Regions from separate parts of the Homo sapiens genome. Here regions 1 and 2 are each linked to region 3. A link is a loop called in an ENCODE intact Hi-C map of the cell type or tissue named here. Cell type or tissue: ascending aorta. All regions are shown on one strand.

Region 1 (2,500 bases), 280 kb after region 3:
CTGTAAATTTTTTTATATTTGAAAAGAATTAGCAGATTCTTTCACTTCAAGGAATTCCTAACTATGCACAATGATTTCTAAGAAACCACAGCCATTGAAAATAAAATTAGCAAAATAATCCTCAAAGTAAAATTATTAAAATGCCCCCAAAAACTATTTTAGAGAAAATGAATTGCATTTCCAGTGGGATGTGGGGGCATTTTGGTGTGTGCTATGTCATGGGTCAGTGCATCTAGAAATTATACTGCTCAGCTTCTACAAAGGTCTGAACAATCCTGGTCCCAAAGGACCAGGGCCTCCTCAAAAGTTGTAAAGAAAGCAGGTGTACACAGGCAGAAGTGAGAAAGACATGGTCTTTGCAGCCAACTAACTGTTTTGTTCATGTCACTCAGAGACCATTGAAACTGAAAGGAACCCTGGTCATCATGGTGCCCAGTGCAAGGGTGGGGCTGGTCTCTCAGTCTCCAGACATCAAACTTATTTGGTAAGATGAGACACCTGAGGCTCAGAGAGGGAGAGGTCATCACCTAAGGACACACAGTACGAGCTTTCATCAGGGGCCATAGACACAGGATTGAGGAACTACAAGGTTAGAGATCAGACTCCAGACCCCTGCCTCCCAGACTCAGTCCTTGCCACTGTACTATGCCTGGGCTTCCTGCTTCCTTCTCCAGGACACTGAGTCATCCCCCATCCTTAGCAGAATATGTGGGTCACTGGACATTCACTTGCTGGTTTAATTTTGGAGATTCTAGCTCCTATTCTTAGATGTTTATCAATGTTTGCCATCCGTCTGTTCATCCTTGGGCTTTCCTAACCTTGGTCCAGGCACGCTGCTTCCTAGGCCTTCTGGTTGGAGGCCCACTTTATCCTGTGCAAATCACCTAGGCCAAGATTCCCCTTCCAGCCAGGGCTCAACTAGCGGACCAGCCAGCTGGCTGACCCCACAGCCACAGCAATATTTTGGCACCTGGACCATGCCCTCTCTCGCCCCCTTGTGGCCACTCGGAGAGGTGCACCACCTGGGACTCAGGGTCCACCCCATGTGTGCCAAGTGCATTTGAGCCAGCTTGATTATTATTTCTCAAAAGGCTTCCTTATTCCTGGATGACCGTTACTTGGGCAGCACTAACTCTTCTCCACTCCTGCTCTCCCATTTAATTGTCCATGGCAGCCTCAGACTCCCCGTTTGATTCATCAGTCCATCAACTCCCAAGGATTCTTGAGCACCAGTCAAAGGCGATCAATCTGTGGATGAGGATGCAGTCCATGGCGGGAAGTTACAGCCAATAAAGGGCAGCTGAAGCACTCATCAAAAATTTAATAATTTGTGGTTCAAATTAGACTGTGCCAAGAACTTCAAGAATTAAGAAATGGGGTAATGTAGCTGTGGAGGTCCCAGCGAGAAAATAATCAAATTGGTCTTTGGGAGACAGGAAGTCTTTTGAAAACAGAAGGAAAGGAAGAAGAGAATTCTGGAAGAAAACAAAACCCATGAGAAGCAATAACTAACAGCCTGAGCAACATGGGGAAACCCTGTCTACACCAAAGATACAAAAAATTAGCCGGGCGTCGTGGCATACACCTGTGGTCCCAGCTACTTTGGGGGCTGAGGCAAGAGGATCACTTCAGCCTGGGGAAGTCAAAGCTGCAGTGAGGCAAGATCATACCACTGCACTGCAGCCTGGGCAATAAAGTGAGACCCTGTCTCAAAAAATAAAATAAATTAAAAATAAGTAATAACTAAGGTAGAATTATGGTTTAAATAGTATTTCCAAGGAAAAAGATAAAATGGAGATGAACTTTTTTTTTTTTTTTTTTTTTTGAGATGGAGTCTCGCTCCTGTCATGCAGGCTGGAGTGCAGTGGTGCAATTTTGGCTCACTGCAACCTCCACCTCCCAGGTTCAAGCGATTTTCCTGCCTCAGCCTCCCGAGCAGCTGGGATTGCAGGTGTACACCACCACGCCCAGCTCATTTTTGTATTTTCAGTAGAGATGGGCTGGCCAGACTGGTCTCGAACTCCTGACCCCAGGTGATCTGCCCCCACCTTGGCCTCCCAAAGTGCTGGGATTACAAGCATGAGCCACCGCACCTGGCTGAACTCTTTCTTATTATCTTCTCTAGGTGCTCAGATTCCTTTGTTAGTTCTTTTTGCAAAGCACACACCACACTCTGACTCTGCAATGTTTACATGCTCTCCCTTCTGCTATTCATTAAGACCCTCTTGGCTGCAAGTAACAGAAATCTAACTGAAATTAGCTACAGTGAAAAAGAAATGTATGGATGGATATAACTGAGAAGGACATGGAGAACACTGCATAAAGTAAGCCTTCAAATCCAGGGCTGGCACAATATAATCAGTGTGCTCTCTTTTTCAGCTCTGTCTTTTGCTCTGCTTTTCACTGTTTGGGGGCCTCATTCTCTCCTCCCACAGCTGGGCTTCCTCTAAGTGTCAGGGATAATGGCTTCCAAGGCAACCAGTTTCACATCCTTCCAGCT
Region 2 (2,500 bases), 620 kb after region 3:
TATTAGGCCCTCATTAAATGAAAAGGAGTATTATTTCCTTTTGCCAGATGGGGAAACTGAGGCCCAGAGAAATGCCTGATAACACAGGCCAAAGCCAGGATTCAAATCCTGATTGAGGCCAGGTGCAGTGGCTCACCCCTGTAATCCTAGCACTTTGAGAGGCCAAGGTGGGCAGATCACCTGGGGTCAGGGGTTCGAGACCAGCCTGGGCAACATGGTGGAACCCCATCTCTACTAAAAAAATACAAAAATTAGCTGGGCATGGCAGCAGACGCCTGTGATCCCAGCTACTCAGGAGGCTGAGGCAGGAGAATCGCTTGAACCTGGGAGGTAGAGGTCGCAGTGAGCCAAGATCGTACCATTGCACTCCAGCCTGGGCAACAAGAGTGAAACTCCATCTAAAAAAAAAAAAAAAAAATTCTTGTTGAGTGAAGTCCCGAGCTCCTCCCCTAAACTTGTGAACACATAGGTTGTGTTTTTACCTCTTCACAGCTTTCTGCTGACAAAAGTTTCAGGTCTTGTTTAACATTAGGCAATTTTTATTATTTTGGTGCCCTGTAGTTCCTATTTTTCATTGCCATGAAATTGCTTCCAATCTGTGTTCAAGAGCCTCATTTAAGTTTTATTCAAAGTATCCTATGAAAAGAAACAGGCCTCTAAGAAAATACGTCTTTTCCTGGCACAAGTACTGGTAACTGGTTTCTAGTTATTAACAACAAGTTATCGGTAACAGGAGATGGGAAGGATGCCTTTTCACGTCTTCTCTCAGGTATTGTTTTCCTTCTGTTTGGAGAGAGCTGAGGTGTGTGACTTCATACTCTCCTTTCTGTTCCTGCTTTTGCTGGGTGGAGGGAAGGAGCCCTAGAGAAGAGCCACAGCGGCAGCACTGAGCTCACACTGGTCAGGAGCACCAGAGGGACAAGGGACTCCTTTAACGAACTCTAATAGCCTAAGGTGAGTGACTAAACCACCTTTGGCCTGGACAGAGAAGCCAGGCAAAGAGGCACCCCAAGGGAGGCTTAAAATCAGTTTCCCTGGGGTCTAAAAACAAAATACAGTGGATGGTTTCAGACTAGAAGAGACGTCCATAAGAGCTGAGGGTTATTGCTAGCATTTATCATCTACTAGATTGAGTACTTGCTGGATTTCTATCCCATAAAATGGGCACTATTAGTATGCCAATTTGCAGAAAAGAAAACCAAAGCACTGAGAGGTTAGGTGGCTTGTCTAAGGTCCACCAGGATGAACTGGGATTAACTGGCTCAACTGGGGTAAGAAAGGTATCCAATATATTTCTTTTGCTTTAATTTTCTTAAAAAGGCAAATCTAATTCAAGGCTTTAATGTTCGGCTTTTTATATATTTAAAACAGGAATAAGGTGCAAGATTCAGGGATGCAATCAATTTCAGATAAAGCACATGTGTGGCCTTGCAATGAAAGAACTTCCTGCCACCTAGTGGCAACCTATGCTTGCTGCAGTGGGGCAGCCAAGAATCCCAGGCCTCCTGGTGCAGGCGCTGCAAACCATAACTTGTGAAGGTCGAAGTCTATCAAATATTACCGGTATTCACTCCTATTTGCAAAGGTTATTGCCAAATAAGTGTGATATGAGAAGTCAAGACTGTTTTTCAGTGACCCCCACCTTTCTCCCTCACCCCTGCCTTCTTGAGTATTCCTTTTGCTTCTACACTCCTTGGGTACGCTCCTTTTATGATAAACACTTTGCTGATAGTGATCTAACTAATCTGTGCCTAGAGAGTCTGTAAGCATCCTGACCAGGGGGAGAGACTTGTCTTACTCATCTGTAAATCCCAAGGCCTGGCACAAAGGAAGTATCCAGTGAATGTCTGTTGAACGAATATAAGTGAATGCTTTTAACCCAAACTCTATGACTCAGGCCAAGATTAAGCAGCAGTTTATTTGAATACTCTATATAGTAAACATTTGAAGAGGGTGGGTGGGAGAGTGGAAGGGGCTTCTCAGGGAAGTGTCCAAGGCAGGACAGGGCAGGAGGCCCTTGGGCCGTTGACCTGTTTACAGGGCCGTGGATGCCCGGAACTTCTGGGTCAAACAGAACACGGCGGCCGTGAGGGCCGTGCACTGACGGGCCAGGAGTTTCACACTCAGGTCGTGGTAGCCTCTCTCGCAGGTCGATTTAGCAGCCTCTATAAACTGATGGTAGGTGTACACCACATCCCTCAGGTTCCCCGCTGCCTCCCTGTGCCGGGCGGAGCAGCGGCTACAGTCTGTGAACTGAAAGCACAGGCCGGCCAGCTGGACCAGGTGCTGGAAGGTGTCACGCACGGCCCCCTGCATCTCTTCGGGGGACTGGTCCATTCTGATCACATGCCGACAGCTCGACAGGAGCTTCTGGGAGCCCATGCAGAGGCGGCTCCGGCTTTCGGTAAAGTGCCAGGTGCACTTCTCTGGGGGATGTTTGTTTCCAACCCCCCAGGAAGTTTCTAAAATGTCTTGTAGCTCCAGCAAGCTCTCCATGAGT
Region 3 (2,500 bases):
GGGATCCATTCTCACGACCCAGACACCTCCTACCAGGCCCCACCTCGAACAATGGGGATTACATTTCAACAGGAGATCTGGGCGGGGACAAATATCCAAACCACGTCATCATGGTTTTGAAGTTTGACAATCCTAAATTCAAAATCTGTCTCCATGACTTCCCAGCTGTGTGCCTTGGCACCTTAGGTCACCTTACCAAGCCCCAGTTACCTCATAGGAAAGCTGCGAGGACCAAATGGCAGAGTGCATAGTCAGGTGCAATGACAGGCACCGAGTAAACCTGCCATAAGTGGCACCAGTGTCTCAAGTCCTGCTAGTCCCAACGCATACAGAACTGTACAGGGAGACACAGAACTCTGGGATGGGCACCTGTGGTGGGCCAAATAATGCGCCCCAGACATCCACATCCTTATCCCCAGGACGTGGGAATGTTGCCTTGCGTGGCAAATGACACTTTGCAGATGGGATTAAGGACTTGAGATGGGGAGATTATCTGGCTTATCCAGGTGGACCAAATGGAATTACAAGGATCCTTATAAGGGAAAGAGGGAGTTAGGAGAGACAGAGGCAGAGAAGGGGATGTGCAAACAGAAGCAGAGGTTGGAGTGACGTGGGTCCACCAGCCAAGGAATGCAGATCACCTTGCTGGAGAGGCAGGGAGATGGAGCTTCCCCTGGAGCCTCCAGAGGGTGCCAGCCCTGGTGACCCATTGACACTTCTGACCTCCACGAAGCCACCGAGTTTGTGGCACTATGTTACAACAGCCACAGGAAATCAACACAGCGTTTCGGGTGAAGGGATCCTATTTCCCAGACCAGTGGGACTTGGTGTGGTGCATGAAGGGCATAGCTCTGAATGTGAATTCCATGTTCTTGGAACTGGGCCCGACTGGGGCAATAGAGAATGCAGGGCCCCAGCAAACATGGAAGCTCTGAGTACAGTTGCTCCTGACCATGGTCTAATGCGTGTCGTCCACCTCCTCCCTCCTGGCTCACAGACCCACCCAGTGATCCTGCCTCTGTCCTCTCACCCCCGCATCATGAAGCAGCTGCCGGTAGGCTGGACCTCCATAGGGAAAACTGTTAAGTGTGTGTCCACTCCAGAAGCATGACCCTCCCCGGTTTTCTCAAGGACCGTCCTGAAAACTTCACCCTGCGTCTGATGACAAACCAGTATTGAATTTGGAAGCGATTCAGATCCTGCCTTTTTTTGGCTTTGTTTTTTTTTTGAAGGTGCTTTCCACTGATGTCCACTGGAGGGTACTGTGTACGTGTTTATAGGAGGCTCTGAACACAGAACTCAGCATCCGCGTGGCATGCAAACACTGAAGTAGAGAAACATGGACAAAGACATATCTACACACGTGTGCCTATGTTCAGACATATGGATGCACACAGACTCACAAATCATCACACACATAGCAGTCACACATATGCGGATAGATGTGTATATCTATATACAGTCATACGTCACTTAATACGGACGCGTTCTGAGAAAGGCGTCATTAGGCAATTTCCTCTTTGTGTGAACATCGTAGACTGAACTTACACAAACCTAGATGGCAGAGCCTACTACACACTGAGGCTGTACGGAATAGCCTATTGCTCCCAGGCTACAGACCTGTACAGCAGGTACTGTGCTGAACACTGTAGGCAATTGTAACACAATGGTAAGTATTTGTGTATCTAAGCATAGCTAAACATAAAAAAGGTACAGTGAAAATACCATATTATAATTTGGGCCACTGTCGCATATGTGGTCTGTCATTGATGGAAACTTCATTATGTGATACATGACTATGGAGGTACATAAACACGAGCAAGTACGCACGCAAACATGTACTCATGAATACAGTCACGGTGCCATAAAACACACACACAGAGGTGCACGAAGCACATATCCACATACATGGTAGATATGTTCAGATACACACAGGTTTACATAGGTTCATCTACACACACATACACATACACACACACACACACACACACACACGCACACAGACCATTAATCCATACATGCATGTAGCCGATTATCATTGGCAGACAAACAGCCACATGCAGAGTGTCATGAATACACATTCTGACATGCAGACTTAAGCATAAAAACATAGACATGCATCCGTGGCTAAACACCAACACGTGTGCACATACGTGTACTCCCTGGCCTGGGCCTTTGCTACTTCACTTGTTCAAAAAATGCAATCCCTTGAGGGATGATTAACACTGTGGTGTTTTCTAAAGAAAACAATGGAAATGTCAACTTCATTGTCCCTATAGAACTGTTTTATTTGTTAAATGTTAGTGAAAGGCATTTCTAATAATGTACTGAGTCTTTTAAGAGAAAAATAGTAGCCCTGCTCTGACAAAGCAGAAAACCCAAACCATAGTTTCGCAAACACCTAATTAACACATGGAAGGCTCAGAGCTACTCTAAAAGAGATTCTGTTTTTTTTTTTTAAAGTGGAGAAATTTCAGATTCAGATAAAACCAAAAAATTA

The links. A loop is a pair of places that touch in the nucleus more often than their neighbours do. Peaks named below come from ENCODE experiments on the same cell type or tissue, not always from the same donor. Only the 100,000 strongest peaks of a DNase experiment are listed, where the experiment ranks them.
Region 1: it touches region 3 in a loop (9-fold over the local background); 63 of 110 quality-filtered maps call a loop at or near these places.
Region 2: a loop joins it to region 3, with 2.4 times the contacts of the local background. A loop is called at or near these places in 42 of 110 quality-filtered maps.

What each region holds. Positions count from the first base shown.
Region 1 is chr9:38,086,644-38,089,143 of GRCh38, reverse strand. No RefSeq gene overlaps it. Among named protein-coding and RNA genes, the nearest start is that of SHB, 19 kb to the right of the region's middle. RefSeq lists an enhancer at 882-931 and a silencer at 878-1,172. In ascending aorta, a CTCF peak has its summit at 999 (motif pointing left); a DNase peak (open chromatin) is centred at 1,003.
Region 2 is chr9:37,746,304-37,748,803 of GRCh38, reverse strand. FRMPD1 (FERM and PDZ domain containing 1) reads right to left here. Exons shown (of 16, transcript NM_014907.3): 16 at 1,900-2,500. The coding sequence ends at 2,035. Among named protein-coding and RNA genes, the nearest start is that of TRMT10B, 6.3 kb to the left of the region's middle. RefSeq lists an enhancer at 2,413-2,500. In ascending aorta, a CTCF peak has its summit at 1,462 (motif pointing left); DNase peaks (open chromatin) are centred at 1,481 and 2,217.
Region 3 is chr9:38,361,971-38,364,470 of GRCh38, reverse strand. The region is part of intron 1 of LOC107987065 (a long non-coding RNA gene); the gene reads right to left. The region is part of intron 3 of LOC105376040 (a long non-coding RNA gene); the gene reads left to right. Among named protein-coding and RNA genes, the nearest start is that of ALDH1B1, 29 kb to the left of the region's middle. In ascending aorta, a CTCF peak has its summit at 1,236 (motif pointing right); DNase peaks (open chromatin) are centred at 910 and 1,310; H3K4me3 peaks cover 668 bases.